4 separate regions of the Homo sapiens genome follow, and regions 1, 2 and 3 are each linked to region 4. A link is a contact called in ENCODE Hi-C or POLR2A ChIA-PET data. All regions are on one chromosome and are shown on one strand. Each heading gives the region's core, a stretch centred on a gene start or an enhancer-like site at or near the end of the contact. The rest is flanking DNA. Distances are from core to core; before and after follow the strand shown. Region 1 overlaps TTLL11 (tubulin tyrosine ligase like 11). Region 2 overlaps TTLL11 (tubulin tyrosine ligase like 11). Region 3 overlaps TTLL11 (tubulin tyrosine ligase like 11). Region 4 overlaps LOC107987016 (a long non-coding RNA gene).

Region 1 (2,700 bases), core at 175-2,674, 430 kb before region 4:
ATCAACTCTGCCTCCTAACCCGGCTTCGTATCCTAAGCAGGTAAGTTCTTGGAACCTGTTACCATTGTGAGTGAGATTTACATCTTAAACAATTCTAATAAAATATCTTTGTTTTATAAATATCAGCCCCCAAGCAATCAGTGACTCAAATCCGGAGTAATCTGACAAATAGGCTTCCGTTGATGAATTTCTGAGTGTTATCAAATCTGGAATGTCTCTTCCTTTTTTTTATTATTATTATACTTTAAGTTTTAGGGTACATGTGCACAACGTGCAGGTTTGTTACATATGTATACATGTGCCATGTTGGTGTGCTGCACCCATTAACTCGTCATTTAACATTAGGTATATCTCCTAATGCTGTCCTTCCCCCCTCCCCTGACCCCACAACAGGCCCCAGTGTGTGATGTTCCCCTTCCTGTGTCCATATTCAACATTCTTAAAGAAAAGAATTTTCAACCCAGAATTCCATACGGAATATCTCTTCTAAGAAGCTGTCTCCCTCAAGGCCAGGCCTCCCACTTGCCCACCATTGCACACATAGTGCTTCTCTTTGAAATCCTCAAGCACAGGAAAAGTACAATAAAATGCAGGAGAAGAGGGCCATAGGTAACTAGGACATGGTAAGAGTTGCTTCCTTTTTATTTTCTTCATGTTTACACTCTTGCAGTATAAACTTTTAGTTTCAAAATTGGCAGGGCCAATTTAATGACAGTTCTATGATATTTACAACACTTGTAATTCTGCTTCGTCCCCACCCACTCAGTGGTACATTACATTGCGCTGTTGGTGGATATATGTGCTTCGCCCTCCCTCCATGAAATCACCCCAGAAATGAATATTTCACTTGAGTATGTTGTTTTGTTTTTACCAAATTCCAGGCTCTCACAAAGTAGGTGTTGAGTACATATCATTGTGTCAATGTTTCAGGAAGAAAAATCAAAGGCATCTCAAATAGCACTTCTCATATCCCTAGACGAATCAGATTGACCCTAATGAGCGCAGACAAATAAAGCACTTGTCAGTAATTGTTCAAGACTGGGAGGAATGCAGACTTCCCCAAGCAAGTGGTGGTTTGCAGGTTCCTCTACCAAGGCTTCTCACCACCTGGGCTCAAGCCCAAATATCACCCTATGGTAGTGCTTCTTACGCTTGGCTGCACGTTAGAACCCTCTGGGCAGCTTTCAGAAAACCAATACTAGAGTTTCCACTTCTAGAGGTGCTGATTTTAATTGGCCTGGGTGGAAGGCCTGGCCACAGAAAGTTTCTAGGTTCCCTAGGTGATTCTGCTGTGCAGCCAAGGCTGAGTGCCACTGCCCTGCAGGAAATATTACCCTGAAGAAGTATTGGTCATAGTCTGAGTCAGGCTGGATGGCGCCGGCCCGGCTGAGTTCTTGTCAAGAGTGTTCTTGACTGTGTGAGGCACAGATTGCCATTGTTGGCAAGACTCGGCTGAGAATGTTTACCTGTAGTTTGCATGGGCCAATCCCACCAGGTGTGGCTTCTTCCACCGATCAGTGCTTCAAAGCTGTCCTCTGAGCAGCTCAGACCCGATGGCAGCCAAATAATGTGTTCACCAGTACGTATGTGTCTGCAGCTGCCTTCTTTAGCCATCCCAAGGGAAAAGCAATGGATTAATTGCTATTTGGTCAGAATTACTGCAATAAAACTCATTCCTCAAAAATCTATTCTCTAATAGTTATTGGTCTCAGCAGCAGATATTAGGTTCTGAGAAATCGTATGGTACTGTAAGGAGATTTGGGTAGCCTTTTATGCCAGTATGGCATGGCAGTACAGTTTTCTTAGGATGACTTTGACACATCAGCATTCTTTTTTTTTTTTTTTCTTTTTCATACTTTAAGTTCTGGGATACATGTGCAGAACATATAGGTTTGTTACATAGGTATACACGTGCCATGGTGATTTGCTGCACCCATCAACATGTCATCTACATTAGGTATTTCTCCTAATGCTATCCCTCCCCTAGTCCCCACCCACCGACAGGCCCCAGTGTGTGATGTTCCCCTCCCTGTGCTCATGTGTTCTCATTGTTCAACTCCCACTTATGAGTAGGAACGTGCAGTGTTTGGTTTTCTGTTTTTGTGTTAGTTTGCTAAGAATGACGGTTTCCAGCTTCATTCAGGTCCCTGCAAAGGACATGAACTCATTCTTTTTTATGGCTGCATAGTATTCCATGGTGTATATATGCCACATTTTCTTTTTTTTTTTTTTTCCCAAGGCAGAGGAATTTTTCTTAGTGCAGAACAAAATGAAAAGTCTCCCATGTCTACTTCTTTCTACACAGACACGGCAACCATCCGATTTCTCAATCTTTTCCCCACCTTTCCCACCTTTCTATTCCACAAAGCCGCCATTGTCATCCTGGCCCGTTCTCAATGAGCTGTTGGGCACACCTCCCAGACGGGGTGGTGGCCGGGCAGAGGGGCTCCTCACTTCCCAGTAGGGGCGGCCGGGCAGAGGCGCCCCTCACCTCCCGGACGGGGCGGCTGGCCGGGCGGGGGGGCTGACCCCCCCCACCTCCCTCCCGGACGGGGCGGCTGGCCGGGCGGGGGGCTGACCCCCCCACCTCCCTCCCGGACGGGGCGGCTGGCCGGGCAGAGGGGCTCCTCACTTCCCAGTAGGGGCGGCCGGGCAGAGGCGCCCCTCATCTCCTGGACGGGGCGGCTGGCCGGGCAGGGG
Region 2 (2,700 bases), core at 162-2,661, 360 kb before region 4:
AAGATCGTGCCACTGCATGCCAGCCTGGCGATAGAGCGAGACTCCGTCTCAAAAAAAAAAAAAAAAGAATGTATCAAAGCCACACAGTTGCAGATGTCCCTTGGATGATCATTATGAAATGTGGAAATAGTTTTAGTTGTTAGTATTTTCTCCAAATGCTGTTCCCCCAAGAGAACTCTGTCATGAATATGGGAATTAACGCGGTTTATGTTTCATGGACAGGCTTAGCCCGGGCATGAAGCTGAGTTGGCTTGTATATTTAACCCACGTTGTATTTGGTATCCCTGAGCTGAGCTGGAAAACCCTGCAAACTCCCAGCTATAAAATAACAAGATAAATGTCACTCCATTCAAAGCACAGAAGAAAAGATACACCTCAATATTTTCTTTCAATACTTTACATTTACCTAATCCTTTTAATTGTACCATCCGATTTGCTTTTACTGACAGATTCACGAAGTATAGACGTGGCAGAACCAGAGAGGTTGGTGACTGCCTTATACCAGCCACTGGGCGCCTATGGGATATCTGTGTGTGTAAAATGAGTGTTTAAAACATTTTATAAAAAATAATGTGCATAAAAATAAATACATGTAATCTCATATTCATACGTTACATGTATATATTTATATAAAATCTCACCTAATCTTCACAACAACCTTACAAGGGAGGTATTACCTTCATTTTAAGGATAAGAAAACAGAAGATCTGAAGAGTTAAGTGAACTTGCCCAAGTCACACAGCATCTCAGTGACAGAGTTGGGATGTGAACCCAGTTTTGAGTTTAAAACAGGTGCTGCTTTTACCAGTGCCATCCAGCTTTGCCATACATATGATAGGTACTTTTCAGCCAAGCCCTGGGGACTGCCAAAGATTTAGCTAAGTGTTCTTCCCATGCCCTCAGAATTTCTGTGTTCTAAAAAACCCAAGAGCAAAAAGCAGTACGGCAGGATGGAAAGAGTGGGACTCGGGCTCCAATCCTGACTCTCCTATTTGTTGTGATGCTGGGCAAGCTCCTCTCTTTAATCTTTAGTTTTTCTGTCTGTAAAATAGGGAGCCTGTTGCATTGCAGGCGTGGTATGAGGATTAGAGGATCTATGTGAAATACAGTGCAGTTTCAGGTACATTGCAGGCCTCTGAGAGTTGGCCCATTGTGACTATTACCTTTGGACCGAGGCCATCAGAGAATGTGTCTGAACTTCTGGATAAGGAAATGTGGTTACAGTAGTCATAGGAAAGCCCCCAAGCAGCTGGGCTCATTTGAGATAAGAGTCCCAGGGGTAGATGATATAGTCTATAGTGTAGAACCTGCAGATATCCCCCATCTGATAACCTGTGACTCTGTGAGAGAGAGAAAATGCTTGCTGAATGTCAGAGCAGAAAAGGCTCTAGAGTTTCCCAACACGTGTTACAATGACGAACTAGAAGTCCACAGAGAATGGCATGGCTGACCATTCCTGTGGCCACTGACCATTCCTGTGGCCCTGGGTCTGCTGTTTAACTCCCATCTGCGTCAGAAAAGAAGCATCTGGACTCCACTAAAAACACATAAATGGAGGGCTTGCTGATGACTTACTCAAACTCAGTACAGGCACGAAAAAGGAGAGTGAGATAAACCCGTCAACATCCCATTAAGGACCTTTAAAAAAAAAAACAACTCGGTAGAAACTCCAGGCTAAACAGATCAAGCATAAACCCAGCTGCACACAATTAAAGACACACTAAGCCTAAAGTGGGACACAGGGAATTGAAACAGTCTGTGAGAAACATCTTTTTCTCCAAGGTTCCTAACTACTCTGGTTTAGCTAATGCTTAGAGGGAAATGCCTCGCACAGAACAATGGAAAAAGTAAGAACTCAGGAGTCAGGCAGACTTTTATTCAAAACCACCTCCATCATGGCACACCTGTGCACTCTGGTAACTTAAAAGGATGTTCTTAAAGAATAGTGAAGTCCAGGAAAATATGTTCATCATAGTTTGGGTGGAGGAAAAAGCTTTCAAAATAACAAATACGGAGGATCTATTTTATATAGATAAGGAAGGATAGGCACCAAAGTGTTCACTGGTTGCTTCTGGGCTGTAGGATGAGAAATGGTTTTTATTTTCATCTTGATTGCCCATGGTTTTATTTTTTCTTTATAGAGGATATATATTATTTTTATAAAGAGAGAAAAGCAATGAAAGTAATTTTTGTGTGATCACACAATAGATCTTCTGTGTCTAACAATATTACAGATTAGATATCTGAAGAAACTCCCCAGTACATGCTGGCTAAAAAATAAATAAATAAAAAATAAAAAATTTAATGTAGGAATGTGCTGGCAGGAAAGTACAAAAAAATTATCAGAAGCCAGAAGCAATGAGAAAACACAAAGTAATGAGGAAACACAGCTTCAGAGGGAGTGAACAGGTGTTGAAACTGGGGTTTCCGTGCAAGCATCTGACAATCCCTTGTGGCCTAGACCTTGGGGCCACATGGAGACAAGAAACAAAGTCTAGAGACCCAACAATGAGGGAAATTAGATTGGAAACTCCCACATAAAACCAGGACCACTGAAAGATCACATTCTCAGCGAGTGAACCAGGAAAAACCCATCCCGCAGGGCAATATAGGGATACTTACCAGTGTTGGCCTTGGTTCTCGGGGGAGGGAAAGACAGTGTCTTCTTTAAGAGCCATAAGCCCAATCTCACAAGAGTTT
Region 3 (2,700 bases), core at 102-2,601, 340 kb before region 4:
GTGGGAAGGAGCTATGCATATTGGTTCAGAGTCAGAGTTCTAAGTCCAGCCAATCCAGAATCATAAGCCGGCTTTGCCACTTCTAAGCTGGATGACCTTGGGCAAATTATGCCATTTTTCTGTGTCTCATAGGGAAACGGTCTCTTATGGAAACTGGGAATCATATGAAGAAGAATCCTAACCTCAAAGGGTCGTGGTGAGAATCAAATAAGAGGATGTGCTTAGCACACAGGTGTCCAAGCAGCGAGAGCTCCAGCATCCTGACCCCACAGCCTTTGTGGTTAACCACTGCTCACTGCTTTCCACTTGCTAGGATGCCCCAGAATATTTGAATCAGAGCCTCCAAATGGAAAACGGACAGTGGAAGACTTCTGTACAAGTCCCCAGAAACCAGGCTGAGGAAGAGGGAGAATCCGAAGCTGACTTCAGGGTTTTGAGCTTGGCTCACTGGGGTGATGAAGTTGCCAGTAACAACATGGAAATAGCAAGAAGCAGGTTCAAGGGGATGTATTATCTTCATCCTGGAACGTTGGATTACCGAGATGCAAGTGGGCTATCTGGGTGGATTTTCTGGCAGGTGTTGGACTTCCAGAAAATGATTCTTCAAAGCTACACGAGGACTAAGAGTGTGGGAAATAATTGATCCCATCTGGGCAAATTCAAGTGTTTTCCTGGGTGAAGACTTCTGGGGGCAGAGAGCAAACTAGAAAACAGAAAACAGAAGTGGGTACTCATGGGTTTGTGGTCACGGCATTCAGTTTTCTTGCCTGCAGAGTGGGTGCCTTGCTTTGTTCTTCCCAAGCTGTTGTTGAGGCTGCATTAGGTCAGGAATGGGAAATTGCCCTGTAGATTGTGCCCTGAGCTGTGGCGAGAGGCAGCAGACAGTAGCGTCAACCCCAGTCTCCCAAATGCTGAGCAGGACAGGAGAGGTACAAGTGAAGTGCCCCCTGTCTCTGTGTCATAGCTGAGAAATTAATAATTGTTCCCTCTTCTGGTTTGAACTGGCCTTTTGAATAGGCTCTAAATTTGTTCATAATTGCCAAAGGAACGACACAATAAAAACTGGAATTTCTCCATTCCCTGGCAAGGGGGGTGCATTTGCCAGTGGTTTTTTTTTGTAAAAGTGGGTGTTTTTGTACTTTTCTCCCGAGCATTGTGGAGCGTTTCTGCTGCCCCTCATCCCTGGACCACCACCTCCCACACATCCCCCTTGCCCTCTCCCTCTCCCGCGTGTGTGTTTGGCAGGACGGGGTAGGTCAGTGGATGTTGCCATGACAACTGAGAAAGAGACAGCTCTGACTTCAGCTCCGCGCTTGTTAGTAGGGAAACTAAAAGAGTCGCTTTTGTTTTCTTTCTTGGGGGTTGGGATGCCCACCACATTCCTGTTGGCATGGAAACCTTTGGCTCCCACCGGGTGAGTCGGTCAAGTGGGGTAATAATTGATTTGAATGGGTGTTGGGAGAGGCTACTGTGAAGAGGCAGGACCCTGTGGGTCTGGCCATTGTGTCGCCATAAACACACTGCTCCTTAGGGCTGTCCCTCTGGGAGGGGGAGGTGGATGGGGACGGCAGCCTCTAGACCCCAGTCTGTGCATCTGCAAATCTCTGGGATTTTTAAGCCATCTTGTATCGTGGACCAGCGATGTGTCTGGCATTCTCCTGGGTTCTTTACATTTGGTATTCCACTTCGTGCTCACTAAAGCCCTGTGGGTTTGGTGCTGTCACCACTTTGCAAATGAGGAAACTGATGCTCAGTAAGGTTAAGTACCTTCCCCAAGGTCAGTCAGCCAGGAAGTGGCAGTGTCAGAGCTGAAGCCCAGGCCTGCGTGATTCATCCTCCCTGCAGCTCTCGCCACTCTGCTGCCTGCCTTAACCTTGCGCTTGAACTTACACAGTCTCTCTAGAGTCTCCAGAGCCATCAGGGAGGCATCATCTAAAAAATGTACCTTGATAACTAAACATTTAGTACTTCTGTGAGAAACACCACTGCAAACTGTCTGGATGTCTGCTTGGGGAATTGTGCAGTGACAAGAGAAATTAAATACTTTAATGGATTTTGACAACAACTCTATGTTCAGGGAATTCAAATTGCATAAAGTAAAAAGTTAGACTTTTTCTCTGGACCTGACTGCTAATAGGCATGCCTAATTTATTAGTCAGATTCTTTAAAAAATCTAATCTTGATAGGACCAGAGTTCTTTGAGGAAAGAATGTCATGGGTCGAAGGAGGCCGCGAAATCTTCCTGGAGGAGGTGGGGCTTGAGTTGACCCAACATCCCTAGCTGCAGAGTTAGTACTCAATAAATATATGTCAAAGGAGTCATATAACAGCTACCATTTCTTTGGTACTTACGATGTTCCAACCAGGGTGCCAGCCCCTTGTTTATACCACCCCATCAAGTCCCTCAACACCTCTGGAGAGTGGATTCTATCGTCCATCTCCATTTTACAGAAGAGAACCAGAGGCTGAGTATTGATCTCCATTTCCTAAGGCCACACAATTGGTAAGGGGTGGAACCAGAATGACCGTTATTCTCATCACCATAAATTATTAATGTGGTATTTTTGCCCTAAAGATGGGTTTATAGACCCATAAGCTGAAAAATGACGCCCAAAGGTCACCCTGCCCATTTTCTTGTCTTCAGGCAAAATTACCCCAAATTCTTCATGTTCTCTGTCTTAAAGAATACTTTACTTACAC
Region 4 (2,700 bases), core at 79-2,578:
AGAGGAGGTGGAGCCCACACCTGTAATCCCAACACTTTAGGAGGCCAAGGCAGGAGGATCCCTTGAGCTCAGGAGTTTGAGACCAGCCTGGGCAACATTGTGAGACTCTGTCTTTACAAAAAAAAAAAAAAAATTTAAATTAGCCGGGTGGTGGCACTCACCTGTAATCTCTGCTACTCAGGAGGCTGAGCTTGAGCCTGGGAGGTTGAGGATACAGCGAGCAGTGATTGCTGGGTGACAGAGCAAGATCTTTTCTCAAAAATAAAAAACAAAGGAGGGGGAGGGGGAGGGGTCTTCTCCCCCAAAAGCCTTCCCTGACCTCCTCACATGTCTAGTGAGGGGCTCCTCTGGTATTCTCGCACCTCTGCCCTGGGCTTCTTTCTCCCCCAGCACTGATCACATTGGGTGCTAATCTCTGGTTCTTGTGTCCATGAGTTCCTCAAGGGCAGGACAGGATCTTGTCTATTTCTATATCCCTGGCACCAGGCAGGGACCTGTCACAGAGAGAGGCTCAGAGGATGCTTGTTGAATGAATGAATGAGGGAATAAGTTAATGACCACATGAACAGCCACTTCTTCAGAAGGGTTTGGGACACAGGCAGGTCTTCCTCGTTCAACCCAAAAAAACAAATTGTCATCGGAGCTGGCGGGTCCTTTAGAGATGAATCCAGAGGCCAGGTGCGGTGGCTCAAGCTTGTAATAGCACTTTGGGAGGCCGAGGCGGGTGGATCACCTGATGTCAGGAATTCGAGACCAGCCTGGCCAACATACTGAAACCCCGTCTCTACTAAAAATACAAAAATTAGCCAGTCATGGTGGCAGGCGCCTGTAATCCCAGCTACTCGGGAGGCTGAAGGAGGAGAATCACTTGAACCCAGGAGGCAGAGGTTGCAGTGAGCCGAGATCGCGCCACTGCACTGCAGCCTGGGCGACAGAGTGAAACTCCGTCTCAAAAAACAAAACAACAACAAAAAAAAGAGAGATGAATCCAGGATCCAGCAGCATGGACCTTACCTGGGAGCTCATTAGAAATGCGGCTTCCCAGGCCCCACCCCAGATCCACTGCATCAGAATCTGCCTTTAAAAAGATTCCCAGGTGACTCACATGCTCTTAAAAGGTGAGCAGCTCTGCTCCCAAGGGCTCCACCTCCCATTTTATAGACAAGGGAACTGAGGCCTGCGGAGGGCCGGGGCCTGGCGAGGCCTGGGCAGGAGCAGGACGTCAAACTGGGCGGCCTCCCAGCGGCTCCGGTCCCCGCCCCGCGGGTCCTCCTGCTTCCCGCCCCGCCTGGCCTGTCCAGACCTTCCCAGCGGCCTCCTGAGGTCTTTGCAAGGAGCTCGCACTCCCCCTGGCGGGCATAGGGAGGGACGGCCTGGGCTGAGCTGGCCGAGGACGGGGAAGAGATGTGGCCTTAGGGACCGGGCGGGGGTGGAGAGGGCCAGCAGGGAGCCAGGGTGTGAGAGGTGGCCAGGTTAGCGCCCCTGCTTTGGAGAGGCTGCCTGAGCTCATCTTGGCTACTCACCACGCGCCACCTGTGGAGTCCGGAGCCTCTGCTCGCCTCCTGCCAGGGGAAAGAATAAGAATGGAGCCCACCTCACTCGCTCCTCGTGAGGATCCCATGAGGATGCGCCGACGTGAGGGGCCAGCGGGGTGGAAAGCCTCCCGCCTGCAGAACACCCGGAGCGCCTCCGCCTCCATCCCAGGTGTGGGCGAAGCCGGCCTGGGCCCAGCCCAGCGCTGCGCCTCAGCCCCTCGCCTCCCACCCATGGAAGAGGGGGTTTCCAGAGCCCCCAGCGGCCCTCCCCTCGCACTGGGGGTCGCAGGCCCACGGAGAAGGCTGTAGAAACGCCCACTCCTCGGCGGTGGTTGGGGGGACGGTGCCCAGTCCCTGAGGCCCTGGGATCCCAGAGCCTGGATTCCGGAATGGGATGACTCTGGGGGGCAGGAAGTGTCGGAAAAAGCACGTGCTCTGGAGTCAGACAGACCAGGTTCAAGTCTGGCTCAGCCACAGACAGGCCAGTGATCTCGTGGCTCCTGCCTCAGTTTCCTCGCTTGTGAGGGACCTTCCAGGACTGTTGTGACACTTATGTGAGGGCTGTTGAGCACCCTGCACATAGTAGGCCCTATGGTCATGGTCACTGTTGTAACTCACAGCGTACAGTAGGGACCAGAGGATGGGGTCAGTCGGGTGGTCAGCGGAAGATGCCCCCTCACACCAGGGCACTGTCACGCCCAAGTACAGGGGCGGGGTCTCTGAGTCCTTTCTGGGCAAAGTTGTGATATCAGGGCAAAGGAGGGTGGGGGAAGGGACCGGTAAACGAATTGGAGCATGTTTTTTTTTTTTTTTTTTTGAGACGGAGTCTTGCTCTGTTGCTCAGGCTGGAGTGCAGTGTGCCATTTCGATTCACTGCAACCTCCGCCTCAGTTCAAGCAATTTTCCTGCCTCAGCCTCCCAAGTAGCTGGGATTACAGGCACCTGCCAACATGCTCGGCTAATTTTTGTATTTTTAGTAGAGACAAGGTTTTGTCATGTTGGCCAGGCTGGTCTCAAACTCCTGGCCTCAAGTGATCCGCTGGCCTCAGCTTCCCAGTGCTGGGATTATAGGCGTGAGCCACCACACCTGGCCTTTTTTTTTTTTTTTTAACAGGCTCTTGCTCTGTCCCCCACACTGGAGTGTAGCAGCTCACTGCAGCCTCAA

Evidence for each region. A loop is a pair of places that touch in the nucleus more often than their neighbours do. ChIA-PET counts read pairs that join two places held with the same protein, here RNA polymerase II (POLR2A). Pooled maps may share reads with other maps.
Region 1: a loop to region 4 is called in a map of endothelial cell of hepatic sinusoid, with 3 times the contacts of the local background. The contact joins two enhancer-like sites. A Hi-C loop is called at or near these places in 7 of 168 maps with a recorded cell type or tissue (GM23248, HL-60/S4, endothelial cell of hepatic sinusoid and 4 more) and 1 of 50 pooled maps.
Region 2: a loop to region 4 is called in a map of endothelial cell of umbilical vein, with 2.5 times the contacts of the local background. The contact joins two enhancer-like sites. A Hi-C loop is called at or near these places in 2 of 168 maps with a recorded cell type or tissue (endothelial cell of umbilical vein and ovary) and 2 of 50 pooled maps.
Region 3: a map of PC-9 shows a loop between it and region 4 (7-fold over the local background). The contact joins two enhancer-like sites. A Hi-C loop is called at or near these places in 2 of 168 maps with a recorded cell type or tissue (PC-9 and ovary) and 1 of 50 pooled maps. POLR2A ChIA-PET finds 5 or more read pairs at or near these places in 1 of 52 experiments (HEK293).

What each region holds. Positions count from the first base shown.
Region 1 is chr9:121,971,280-121,973,979 of GRCh38, reverse strand. The region is part of intron 6 of TTLL11 (tubulin tyrosine ligase like 11); the gene reads left to right. Among named protein-coding and RNA genes, the nearest start is that of TTLL11, 120 kb to the left of the region's middle. Within about 2 kb of position 1,424, at least 11 of the 41 ENCODE cell types and tissues checked have a DNase peak (open chromatin) inside an H3K27ac peak, as active enhancers do.
Region 2 is chr9:121,901,546-121,904,245 of GRCh38, reverse strand. All of the region lies in intron 6 of TTLL11 (tubulin tyrosine ligase like 11), which reads left to right. Among named protein-coding and RNA genes, the nearest start is that of TTLL11, 190 kb to the left of the region's middle. Within about 2 kb of position 1,411, at least 4 of the 41 ENCODE cell types and tissues checked have a DNase peak (open chromatin) inside an H3K27ac peak, as active enhancers do.
Region 3 is chr9:121,883,008-121,885,707 of GRCh38, reverse strand. The region is part of intron 6 of TTLL11 (tubulin tyrosine ligase like 11); the gene reads left to right. Among named protein-coding and RNA genes, the nearest start is that of TTLL11, 210 kb to the left of the region's middle. Within about 2 kb of position 1,351, at least 2 of the 41 ENCODE cell types and tissues checked have a DNase peak (open chromatin) inside an H3K27ac peak, as active enhancers do.
Region 4 is chr9:121,544,784-121,547,483 of GRCh38, reverse strand. The region is part of intron 1 of LOC107987016 (a long non-coding RNA gene); the gene reads left to right. Among named protein-coding and RNA genes, the nearest start is that of GGTA1, 46 kb to the right of the region's middle. RefSeq lists a silencer at 1,265-1,314. Within about 2 kb of position 1,328, at least 2 of the 41 ENCODE cell types and tissues checked have a DNase peak (open chromatin) inside an H3K27ac peak, as active enhancers do.